Linked DNA regions of Homo sapiens: region 1 is linked to region 2. Evidence: chromatin contacts called from ENCODE Hi-C or POLR2A ChIA-PET data. All regions are on one chromosome and are shown on one strand. Each heading gives the region's core, a stretch centred on a gene start or an enhancer-like site at or near the end of the contact. The rest is flanking DNA. Distances are from core to core; before and after follow the strand shown. Region 1 holds the start of PDK3 (pyruvate dehydrogenase kinase 3). Region 2 has its middle 41 kb from the start of PDK3.

Region 1 (6,791 bases), core at 935-3,434, 40 kb after region 2:
TTCATATTGTTCCCAACTTCTAGGACTTTGTCACCTTTTGGAAAAGCAGAAATAAAATTAGGCACATGAAAGTTTAAATAATCAAATCAACAGAATGGATTTTAAGTAGCATTTTGTGCAGTGGAAAAGGAAGAAGTGAAACAAGCGATTTGCAAGCTCAGAAAGATCAGCGCTTTGTTGCTTAGGCTGAGAAAATCTCCCTCTCCACAAACATCCAGCTTCTTCCTGCTCACTGACAACTGCCACCAATTATCGCTCCACTTCCAGGTAGCACCTGAAAGTCACTTTAGGAACCACAGGCCACTGGTCTTCTCTTTGTCTGCCCATGCACACCAACTGGATTACTTAGCTCTTCTGGTAAAGCTCCTGGTTAAATAAGTTGTTAGTATGTCTTTTTTAATGCTTTGATTTAATTTGAATGGAAAAGACATGGTAGTCTACATACTTCTACCAAGATGAAGATGACCAAGATGTTCTTGAAAATCCAAAAGTCTAGAAGACCACTGGATGTCTTTTTTTTTGAGATGGAGTCTTGCTCTGTCGCCCAGGCTGGAGTGCAGTGGCACGATCTCGGCTCACTGCAAGCTCCGCCTCCCAGGTTCATGCCATTCTCCTGCCCCAGCCTCCTGAGTAGCTGGGGCTACAGGGGCCCGCCACCACGCCCGGCTAATTTTTCGTACTTTTAGTAGAGCTGGGGTTTCACCACGTTAGCCAGGATGGTCTCGGTTTCCTGACCTCGTGATCCGCCCGCCTCGGCCTCCCAAAGTGCTGGGATTACAGGCGTGAGCCACCGCACCTGGCCGAGGTCTTTTACTGTGTATGTTACTTTTCTTTACATTCAGAGTAGAGATGCAACTATTTTATTAAGCAAAGAATTGGCTGCATAAACGTCCACTGAAGGCACAAAAGCTAAATAGCTACCCACCAATAATCTCATTCAGTGAGAAAACTAGTCCAATCAGAGACCCAAGGAGTGGCTTCCAGTCACATTTGTACCTTTCCTTAAAGAACATTCTTCCTGTCCTTTTAGTTACATATGTTTATGTTTACATATTGCCAAAAAAAAAAAAAAAGCCAAGGTTTGGTGGAAATGGCTAAAGTAAGCTGTACTTTATTCACTCATAATAGGAAATAACAATTTCATATACTGAGCCCTGAGTTCAAGTTCACTTTTTTTTTTTTTTGAGAGGGGGGTCTGGGTATGTTGCCTAGGCAGATCTTGAACTTTTGGGCTCACGTGATCCTCCCACCTCCGCCTGCAGGGTCGTTGGGACTATAGGTGCATGTCACCATGCCAGGCTCTCAAGTTCACTTGAGATAAAGAATACCCAACACTGTGTAAGCATAGACTCCTGTCCAAAAGTGGTGGTGAAGCGTGAAGGGGGCTGTCCTATGGTGGTGGTGTAGAGAAGGGGTATGAAAGAAAGTGCCAGTGACCTTACATTTGATCCTTTCCAATGGTAGTAGTGGGGTGGGGGGGTATGAAACAGAGTCAGTGACCTTGCAATTATCCTGTCCACTGGCATTGGGGAGGTAGGGGGTGTTATTGACCCTTGACCTCACAATGGATCCCGTCCAACGGTGGTGGTGGGGGGACATGAAATGCAATCAGTCACTTAATCTTGTGCGGGAAGGAGGGGAAAGGAACCACGAAAAAGAGAATCAGCGAACTAACAATCCAGTCCAAAGGTGTTCCAAAGGTGTTCTCTTGGGAGTCAGGCAGGGAGGTGGGGGTGGGGCTGGGCCACGAAACAGAGTCAGTCTAGTTAGGCTGTAAAATCTAAGTGTCAGGATGCAGCGAACGGCAAGTCCTCCTCCCGGAAAAGGCGCCTGCGGTTGAGAAGGGTCTTGAGCAGCGCGGAGGATCGGATTCCGGGCTCCTGGCCTCTTCCCGGTCCGCGGGCACCTCGGCTACCTTTCGGCAGCGGAGAACCCAGCCAGAGGCGGAGCTGAAAGCGGCTGCACTTGCTGGGCTGGGCTGAGTCCCATGAGCCAGGGAGGGGGGTCTCTGGCGCCGCGCCCGGACAAAACACAAACGTCACAGAGGCAGCGGCGGCCAATCAGTGGAGGGCGCGCGCGGCCGCGTGCCCCTCGCGCTCCTCGCCTCCCCTCGCGCGCCGCGTACGTGCAGCAACCGACTCCGCCCAGCGAGGCGGAGCCTAGGGAAGCCGCGGGCGGCCCGCCGCTGTCCTGGAGCTGCTGCTGCTGCTGCGGCGGCTGCACCGGCGGCGCCGAGGCCGAGATCGAGGCCGGGGTGCGCGCTTCGCAAACGTGCCCTATCCGTGCGGCTTGGCTGCGCCAGCCCTTGCGGCCACCCGGGCGTCTAGGCGGGTCTGTGCGCCGCCCGGGCGAGGATGCGGCTGTTCCGGTGGCTGCTGAAGCAGCCGGTGCCCAAGCAGATCGAGCGCTACTCGCGCTTTTCGCCGTCGCCGCTCTCCATCAAACAATTCCTGGACTTCGGTGAGTACGGGGCCAAGGGTCCCCATGGGCCCGGGGCCGCCGCCATTCGGGCTGCCACCCCGGATCTCCGCAGCTTCGGGGTAAAGTCTGTGGGAACCGCAGGCGGGGCTAGGGAATATCCGGGGGGCTCTCCTGGGGCTCGGATTTCGGGGCGCGGAGGGGCAGGGCCTGGCCCCCTCGCACCCAGCCTGGGACTTACCCGGAGACACAGAAACGGCGTCTCATTGCAGGACCCTCATCGCAGGCGAGACTCCCCAAACCTGCGGTCGTTAGCTTCAAATCTGCTTGACACAAACCTCACAGCCCTTAAAACTTCAGAACGAGATGTGGGTGGCTTTTTAATGTTTTTATTTTTAGAATTTTTTTTTTTTGGTTGGGTAAGAACTGTTTAGAAATACCTTGAGGTTGAATAAATTATGCAATGGCATTTTGTTCCTTTTCTGCTCTAAGGTGTTGCTGTGTGGCTGGAGTGGCAGGACTCGAACTGTTGTCTTCATCAGGTTATGTTAAATCAGTTAGAGGCCTGGCCTGCAGACGCCTTAGATGCTTGGGAAGAGCGGACGTCTGGGATCCTAGCATCAGAGCAGGGTCTAATACAACTCTGGCTTTAGTGCCAGCACCTTTCGTTTCTCTTCTCCATTGGTGTCCCACCCACATTCTCCCTGTCCGGTGGGCTGGTGGGCGGCTTTCACGGATTGAGGTGGGACCAAAGAAGATTCGGGTTCCCAGCCTGCCTCAGGCCTAGCTGAGATGGGAATAGATTCCACCACCTTCTGTTAACTGAATCATGTTTCCCCAGAAAACGAAGGAGCTGGTTGTGAAACACCTAAAAGTAAAACGCATGCATTGAGGTATCAGAATGGAACTCAGCATCCCTGGAGGAAAATCAAATCCAGCAGCAAAGATGTTCTAAGCTCTCCAGGGGAAATCGTAGGGTGTCTGTTCATTTAATGAATTTTATGTAAATGTCAAGGGTGTCAGTGATAGTGTCAGTTGGGCATAAAAACTAAAGTGCAGAGTAGGTAGAACATTTGAGGAAGACCTGATATGCAAAAAGTGATGTCCATACTTTTTTTTTTTTAAAAGCTAGGATAGGAAGAGAGGAATAGGTTAAAGTTGAGACCAAATTAAAATTTTAGAAGCCAATTTGCCAGAGAATGATGATGAAAGTCAAAGTTCAATGACACGTTGATTTCTGCATCTTCAAACTTCACTCCCAAAAGCTATTGGTAGTTTTACTTACTATCTCGAGAATTGTAGAGGTTTGAGGCAGTTTCTGACTTTAGAGTTTAGAAAATGTTGCTATTGCTATAAATATAGGCAAGTTTTCCATCTTTATGGTTTAGGGAAGATTCTGAAGGTATCAGCCTTTCATTAGTGTAAACTGAAACAGGATAATTCACAATAAAAGGAACAAAAGGAATCCAGAAACTCCCAGTTCTTTCCACCCTCAAAGTTTAAGTGATAGCTCCAATAGCCAGCCAAAATTTTGGTTAGTTGATTTCCATAGCAGCTAGTGTCTACCCGTGTTAATAGGTATTTTGGTAAGGATGTTATGTGAGTAGGAAAACCACAGTGGAGGATAGTGTTATCATGGAAAACCTGTGAGGCCAGTATCTGGAAACAAATGTTCTAATTCTGGCTCTGCCACTAGCTCAGAATGTGGCCTTGACTAAGTGACCAAACCTCACTTGGGGTTCATTTTCCTCATTAATAAAATGAGTAGATTGTATCAGGCGATCTTTAAAAGCACAGCTCACCACTATACGATTGTGATTTCAAAGGAAGAGGCATGAACTTTCTAAAAGAAAACTACCAAATCTTTTGATAGATATTTCCTATAAAAGTCTTCTGACCTATTTTGGGAGGGGTGGAGGGATTCACTAAGGTCATGAGAGAAGCATAATAATTTAAGGTTTTCCTTATAAGGAAGCGCACAGAAGTGCTAGATATAGTTGTAGTGGAATTTGCTAGAAGTGACAAGGCTAGTTTGTAACACCCAGAGATGAATCAGGTGCTAATCAGCCTATCTTTAATGACAGGACAACTAAAAGACGGGAGTTGTTGCAAAAAGGCCATCTCTACTTCTACTTTTCTCTTAGTTCTGTCTCTTGATAGCAGTTCTATTTTGGCAATTGATGTGGGAGTTGGAGAATTCAGAATGGGTGTGGGATATTTTTAAGGTGAGGAGAGAGGAGGAGTGAAGAGGCTTCATGCCCCTGTATGATTAGAGAAAACTGCAGGAGAGGGCCAACTCAGGCACTTAAAGCACCAGGTAGTGGGCAGTGGATAAGTGAATGAAGCCAACGAGTTGAGGACCGTGATAAATTCCTGGTATATAGCTAGCTCCAAAGGGGCAGCTGATTGGCACCAATTCAGTATATTTCAAGAGAACTTTGGCATAAACAAAATAGATGGATGGATCAAGTTGGCCCACAGGCTGCTAGTTTATGAACTTGATGCCTTTCTCCATGGGTACTTTACAAATGGGACGTACATTTTGACTAGAGTAACTAGACAGGGACCAGAGAAAGGAGATACACAGGATATACACAATTTGTTACAACCTTGATAAATAGGCTTTCTTATGTGGATGTACTGCACATCAGTAAATAAGGAGATTATTTGCTATGTTCAAAAGTGGAGGCTAAAACTTGTTGTTACTTCAGAAGCTGTGCTTTTATTTTAAAGCAGGGGTTCCTGAGCCTCAGCACTCTTGCCATTTCAGGCCAGGTAATTTTGGTAGGAGCTGTCTTGTGCACTGTGGGAAGTTGAGCTACATCCCTGGCCTCTACCCACTAGATGCCATGAGCACCTCCCACTCCAAGTCGTGACAACCAAACATGTCTCCAGTCATTGCCAAATGTCCCCTGGGGGAGCAAAATGTCCCCTGGACTTCTGTTGAATCACTGTTTGGAAGTGTTTACTTGAGTGGTTTTCAGGCCAGGGCCTCATACTCTGAATTTTTGTTGTAAATGGTCTGGGGGTGCTGGGGGTGGAGAGCAGAGCACTGGTATTTTTAGGAGATCCCCCTGTCATTCTAAAGCATATCCAGGGTTAAGCACCATTAATCAGATGATCTTCTGTCTGATCTGCTGGCCCCCTTTCATCTATGTGCAGTATTTTTCTCTATGCTTTTTAAAATAATGAAAGTTTCTTGAACTCCATCTTGACTTGAAATATAGCCTGCCACACAGTTAGCAAATATAGCAAGAATAACAAGTGTTCTAAATGGATTTTTAATTTATTATGGCAATAGTACATTCCAAAGGGTGGCATTTTTTAAAATGAGATTTTTCTTTTGGGCCTAAGATTACAGTCACATGGTTCCAAATTCAGAGGGTTCAAAAGGACACAGAAAAGCCTGCTTCCCACTTGTGCCCACTGGCCTCCCCTTTTTTCGCATAAATGGCAGTTTATAGCTTTGTCTGTTCCTTGTTTTTTGAGCTTAATACCTTAGAGACAGATTTTTGTATATCTGTACCTGCAGAACTTTGTTTTTCTTTTTTATGGCTTCTGAGAATTTGGTTATATGAATGTACCAGAATTTATTAGCAACTTTCCCTATTGATGGCTACAATTAATAGGTTGTTTCTAGACTTTGCTGTGGCAACCTGCCCTCCAGTGAATTATTATATGCATTGTCATTTCATGCATGTCCGCGTGTATCTGTAGGACAGATTCCTAAACGTGAGATTGCTACATCAGCAGGTATGTGCATTTGTAATTTTGGCGAACATTGTCAAATTGCTTTCCATAAAGGTTGTTTGTTTTCCCCCTCGCTAGAAGTTTCTGAGAGTACCTGTTTTCCTATGCCTTCACCACATTGTTGTCAAACTTTTGATAGGTAAAAAAAAAATGATATATCTAGATAGAATTTTTTTCTCCTTGAGTAAAGATGTCTTTATTTTAGTTTTTTATTGTGGAAATTAAAAAAAAAAACTTAGGTGGGTGCCTGTAATTCCAGTGCTTTGAGAGGCCAAGACAGAGGATGGCTTGAGACCAGGAGTTTGAGGCCAGCCCTGGGCAACATAGTGAGATCCTGTCTCTAAAAAAAATAATAATAATAAATAAATAAGATTAGCCAGGAGTGGTGGTATCGCACACCTGGGGTCTTAGCTACTCAGGAGGCTGAGACAGGAGGATGGCTTGAGCCCAGATTGAAGCTGCAGTGAGCTGTGTTTCTGCCACTGCACTCCAGCCTGGGGGATGTACATGTATAGGTAAATACATATATAAATTTTATTGTGTATAATTAAGGTATACAACATGATGTTATGGGATACATATAGTTAAAAGGTTACTACAGTGAAATTAACATATCTATCATC
Region 2 (5,884 bases), core at 2,101-4,600:
TTTGAGACGGAGTCTCGCTCTGTCGCCCAGGCTGGAGTGCAGTGGCACAATCTCGGCTTGCTACAAGCTACACCTTCCGGGTTAATGCCATTCTCCTGCCTCAGCCTCCTGAGTAGCTGGGACTACAGGTGCCCGCCACCATGCCTGGCTAATTTTTTGTATTTTTTAGTAGAGAGGGGGTTTCACCATGTTAGCCAGAATGGTCTCAATCTCCTGACATCGTGATCCACCCACCTTGCCCTCCCAAAGTGCTGGGATTACAGGCATGAGCCACCGCGCATGGCCTCATATGAATTTAAAAACATTTTTTTTTCAAATTCTGTGAAGAATGTCATTGGTAGTTTGACAGTAATAGCATTGAATCTGTAAATTACTTTGGCTGGTATGGTCATTTTAACAATATTGATTATTTCTATCCATGAGCATGGAATGTTTTCTTATTTGTTTGAGTCATCTCTGATCTCATTCAGCAGTGTTTTGTAGTTCTCCTTGTAGAGATCTTTTACCTCCCTAGTTAGCTGTACTCCTAGGTATTTTATTCTTTTTGTGGCTATTGTGAATGAGATTGCATTCTTGATTTGGCTCTCAGCTTGGATGCTGTTGGTACATAGAAATGCTACTGATTTTTGTACATTGATTTTGTATCCTGAAACTTTGCCGAAGTTGTTTATCAGATCAAGGAGCTTGTGGGGAGAGACTACGGGTTTTCTAGGTATAGAATCATGTCATCTTCAAACAGGGATAATTTGACTTCCTCTCTTCCTATTTAGATGCCTTTTATTTCTTTCTCTTGCCCGATTGCTCTGGCCAGGACTTCTAATACTATGTTGAATAGGAATGGTGAGAGAGGGCATCCTTGTCTTGTGCCAGTTTTCAAGGGGAATGTTTCCAGCTTTTGCCCATTTAGTATGATGTTGGCTATGGGTTTGTCATAGGTGGCTCTTACTATTTTGAGGTATGTTTATTGAGAGTTTTTAACATGAAGCAGTGTTGAATTTTATCTAAAGCCTTTTCTGCATCTATGAGATGATCATGTAGTTTTTGTTTTTAGTGCTGCTTACATGGTGAATCACATTTATACAGTGTAGAATTGTAATAGCTACATAGTATTCCATTGTATGGCAGAACCTTAATTTATTTAACCAAGTGCTTTTTATTTGGATGGTTTCTTTTTTTTTTTTTTTTTTGAGACGGAATCTGGCTCTGTCGCCCAGGCTGGAGTGCAGTGGCGCAATCTCAGCTCACTGCAAGCTCCGCCTCCCGGGTTCACGCCATTCTCCTGCCTCAGCCCCCCGAGTAGCTGGGACTACAGGCGCCTGCCACCACACCTGGCTATTTTTTTGTGTTTTTAGTAGAGATGGGGTTTCACCATGTTAGCCAGGATGGTCTTGATCTCCCGAACTCGTGATTCGCCCGCCTCGGCCTCCCAAAGTGCTGGGATTACAGGCGTGAGCCACTGCGCCCGGCTGGATGGTTTCTAACATGGGGCTATCAATCCCACTCCTATAAACAAGCTTGTGGGTAAATTTTTGACAGCATCTATGACCTTTTTTCAATGATCAATGTAGGGTTTATCTTCCTTTTTAACTTTTTACTAATGCAGAACATGTATAGATAAAAGTGCACATATCATAAGTGTACAGGTAGACACATTTTCACAAACTGAGCCCACCTGTGTAACCAGCACTCAGCTGAAGAAACAACATGACCAGAACTTCAGAAGAAGCCCCCTTTGTACACCCTGCCCACCGGGTCTTTTTTCTTTTTCAATTGAATATCATTGTATCAATTGCTATTGTTGGAATATCATTTCAACTGGTTATCAATTTAATACATCAAATTGGCAAACCCAACATACCACTTTGTAGCAGGGCCAGTAAGGACATCACAGAGTGCCACTGCATGTGCACTGGTGTCTATCTACTCTCTGTGCCTTGACCCTCCTACTTTCAGCTCTCTGGTATCTGGTAACCTTAACTCTCACCTGAGCGTCAACTCTACCTTTTGTGTAGCTTCAATAGCTGAGTGGGCAGCAGGCAGGTTGGGAAAGAGGCATGCTGGGAAGTTTCTTATCATTAATATAGCTTCCCTGGTCAGTCTGATTGGCCTGACCAGGCATGTGTTGCCCTTTCCCCAGCCCCACACACCTACCTGCCTAAGCAGTTGTGAGCAAGGGCCAGGTATTCTAAACTAATAGATTTCAAACTTGGCTATATGTTGGAATCGCTGGGGACCTTGAAATGTAATGATGCCTGGGGCCCACCCCCAGAGATTCTGATTTAATTGGACTGGAGTATGGCTTGGACATGGAGATTAAAAAAAAACAAAACACCCAAGTGATTCCAATCTGCAGCCAAGGCTGAGAACCACTGCTCTCAACTCTTTGGCATTTGTGGGTGTGCTGCTCTGTGTCAACATTAGCTGAGGATTAACTGCCACGTCTCATTGACTCCATAATATTTTTGTAACTTGCACCAACATTTTTTTTTGTTTCACTTTCTTTAGAGGGTTTGTGCAACACTGTTTTGACAACATCCCACTCTCTTCATAGATTGAACTGACAGTCTCTAAGATGGCTGTAGATATACTGGGTCCTTTAACCAGAACAGGAATTAAGATGTTTTAAAACAATAGTGAGTTACAAAAGTCACTCCTTAAGCATATTTGATGAGCTTTCTACCTCTACTACAGATGATGTGCTTTGATGAAATAGTGTGCTTGCTGAAAGAAATGATGGTTTCAGATGTGTAAATTGCACAAGAGAGGTTTACAAGGCCATCACGCCTGACCCATCTGAATTGTTTCCTGCAGAGGACACAAGCCTTTGGAAGGACACTTCATGGGCAGGGAGGACCTTCCTAAACAGGAGCCCAGACAGCATACTTGAAAGGTGATTAAAGAAAATTTCTTTTGTAAGTTACCTTCAAGAAGGAAAAGGAACTGCCTGGCTTATGAGGCCAAATAAATGGGCTAATCAGAAATCAGACACTTAAAGCACAAAAGGAAAAGAAAGGAGATTAAGCAAGGCAAGAAGAGATGAGTCTGGGGTAAATTGGCACTTCCGCAGTGTACGAGGAGTGTGGCTGACACCCAGTAGAGGGAATGACCAGCTAGGTCACCTGGTAAGGCTGTTGGTGAGTTTCAGTCGAGCCTCCAAGGTGCTGAGGCACATGAAACACGGGCAAGTGTCATCCGTGTTAGACAGACAGGGTAATAAACAACGAAGGCAAAGGCACAGATTTGGAAACACCTTCTGAGTCTCGCAAAGTTGTCAAACTATTTCCAATTTCACTCTACTAAGTGTTCACATGAGAATGCTGATGTGTGGGCTGGAGTTCCCAGCAACGTCATCTTTTCCTGAGGCATGCTCAGTGGATCCCGGCCAGGAGGTCTGCTCCACAGAGCTTGGAGCGGATGATACACTTCCCCACGTGATTGCAAAGCAGTGGTGGCTTCTGTCTTATATTTATACAACCAACAGGAATAACCTATTTTAGAGAAAACAGGCAAAGAAGGGAGCTGAGGGTAGTAATTTTGTAGCCTACTCTGTAATTTAGTCTGGTACTCTTTGCCGAAAGAGAAAATAGTTCCTCTGTTAACAGACAGTGGAGGATGAGAGAAGGAAGGATCAAACAATTTGGGCCCCGGTCCTAGAATTTCCAACGTGGTGGGAAGGGAGGGAAAATGTTGACTTCCCCCCTCCCATTTTAATATCATAGAAAACCAATGGTTATTCATGGAGATGACAGGCACACAGATTGAGATATAGATTAGATGGATGGAGAGAGAGAGAGAGTGAAGTGGAGAGGAGAGAGAGAGATAGAGAAAGAAAGAGAGAGAGATTGAGAGAGAGATGGTGGCAGGGTGAGCAGCGCAATAATAGGATGAGAGGAGACAAGACTATCCATCAAGAGCATAGACTCTGAAGCCAGACTGCTGCCTAGGATTGAGTTGCAGCCACCACTGACTAGCAGGTGACCTTGGGCAGGTTATGGAACCTCTCTATGTCCCAGTGTTCCCATCTATAAAATGAGTTAGTAAGAGTACATACTTTGTGGGGCCTGGCAAAGAGTAAGCTGGAAAAAGTTAGCTTTTATTTTATTCTTATTAGTATAACTTCCCAGGATATTACAAGAAAACAGATGAGAATTCTCTATCCCAGCCTGAGGTAGTCAGAGAGAATCACCCCTCAGGCCAGGGGAGGTGGTGGCCTGAAACGAGTCTTACCTGATGAATGGGAATTAGCAAGTGAGGAGGGAGATGACATTTACATTCTAGGCAGAGGAGAGGGGTTTGTGGGTGAGAAACAGAGTGCTTGTAAAGAAGTAAAGAAGGCTTTCAAGTGATTTGGCGGGAGAGAAAGGGAGAGAGAGAGAGATAATTTTTTGAATCCCAATTATTTCCATGTTTCAAAAATAAACACATATGGAAATCATGATGTTTTTTTCAGTCCACAGAAAATGAAATACAAGGAGATTCAAGAACATCTTGTCTCCCCAGGGATCTATAGACCACAGTTTGGAAATCACTGTTAGTGTGTGCTGTATCTTAGACCCAGGCCCTGCTTCCCTTCAACAGCACCATTTAGGAGAGTCACTGAAGGTTTTCAAACAGAGGAACCATGATGGAAATGACTCTTCCACATCTATTTCGATCTCTTTCCAGTGTGCCTTTATGTATAGTACAGAAATAGAAAAACTACATTTCCCAGACTCCCTTGCAGCTGTGTAATTTAAGTTACACCAATCAGATGTGGTCATGTTAGACAAATGTTAGAACTCATTTAAGTGGGGGAAAGAGGCATGGTAGGTGGTTTCTATTTTGCAGATACAGGTTGCAACAGGTCTGGGATGATTCTGAAGCCAAGGATTCCAGCAGTGGTTTCCTGATCCCCAGATTACACCTGAGGGCAGCCATCCTGGAGACATCTGCTGAGAGGGCAACTTCCTGATTTGCCCACACAACTCCTTCCCAAGGATGGTGGCTTGCCGGCAGCAAACCCAGTTAACACATGTCTGATGTCTGCAGTATTCTGGACCCAGATCCTGTTAACAGCACTATCCAGTTCAGGGGCCAGCCTCACTGTCTGCCTCATTTTCCACTGCCTGTGGCCCTCCATTAGAGTCCTGTAATCCCAGCTACTCAGGAGGCCGAGGCACTTGAGCCCGGAAGGCAGAGGTTTCAGTGAGCCGAGACCGTGCCACTGCACTTCAGCCTGGGTGACAGAGAGAGACTCCATCTCAGAGAAAAAAAAAAAGTGAACTGTAGCCCTGGACTTGAGGTGGGTGGCCTATGACAGGCCAGGGGTGGAAGGAGTTTCCTCTAGTCCTGGACAGAGTCCCCATGCGCAATGTGTGGGCTGTGCCCTGTACACAGGCACCTGGCAGAGGGAATGAGTGGGAGCTGAAATCCAGCCCATGTTCCCCTTGCCAAGCTGTGGGTCCCAGCACGGGGCTGCATGCTCCTGGAGGACGGGTTGCCTTTAAAAATCCACATTAAGGAGTCGTAGGTGCAGCCCTAGTTCCAGGTGATCAAACAGAGAGGAGAGGCCCCAGCGCTGCCCGTTCCAATGCCTTTTGATACCCAGAAGGGTGTGCTGTCCCCCACCCTCAAGCCACCAAAGGATGCAGATGTGTGCAGAGCTGTTGTCCCAGCCCTTTCACAGCTCTGCAGTTTGATCTTTTATTACAAAACCGCATGGAAGGGGCAAGGTGGCATTGGATTTGTTATTGCTTCCTCTGCTAAGTGTTTTAATGCCATGAACTGCATGTTACAAACTCTGCAATCATTCTTTGGACTTGGAAAATTGCTTAGGACAAAATAGTTCATCTCAAGAGAGGATGTGGGGAGAGGAGAGGAGGAGGAAAAGAGGAGGAGACAAAGT

The links. Hi-C counts contacts between places; a loop is a spot of excess contacts on that map. ChIA-PET counts read pairs that join two places held with the same protein, here RNA polymerase II (POLR2A). Pooled maps may share reads with other maps.
Region 1: a loop to region 2 is called in a map of ascending aorta, with 4 times the contacts of the local background. The contact joins the promoter of PDK3 here to the enhancer-like site in region 2. A Hi-C loop is called at or near these places in 8 of 168 maps with a recorded cell type or tissue (B cell, CD4-positive, alpha-beta T cell, HepG2 and 5 more) and 15 of 50 pooled maps. POLR2A ChIA-PET finds 5 or more read pairs at or near these places in 6 of 52 experiments (CD4-positive, alpha-beta T cell, RWPE1, WTC11 and 3 more).

The regions. Positions count from the first base shown.
Region 1 is chrX:24,463,102-24,469,892 of GRCh38, forward strand. PDK3 (pyruvate dehydrogenase kinase 3) reads left to right here and starts at 2,185. Exons shown (of 11, transcript NM_005391.5): 1 at 2,185-2,460. The coding sequence starts at 2,355. RefSeq lists a silencer at 1,926-2,245.
Region 2 is chrX:24,421,766-24,427,649 of GRCh38, forward strand. No RefSeq gene overlaps it. Among named protein-coding and RNA genes, the nearest start is that of PDK3, 41 kb to the right of the region's middle. Within about 2 kb of position 3,351, at least 6 of the 41 ENCODE cell types and tissues checked have a DNase peak (open chromatin) inside an H3K27ac peak, as active enhancers do; they include ascending aorta, where a contact is called at or near this core.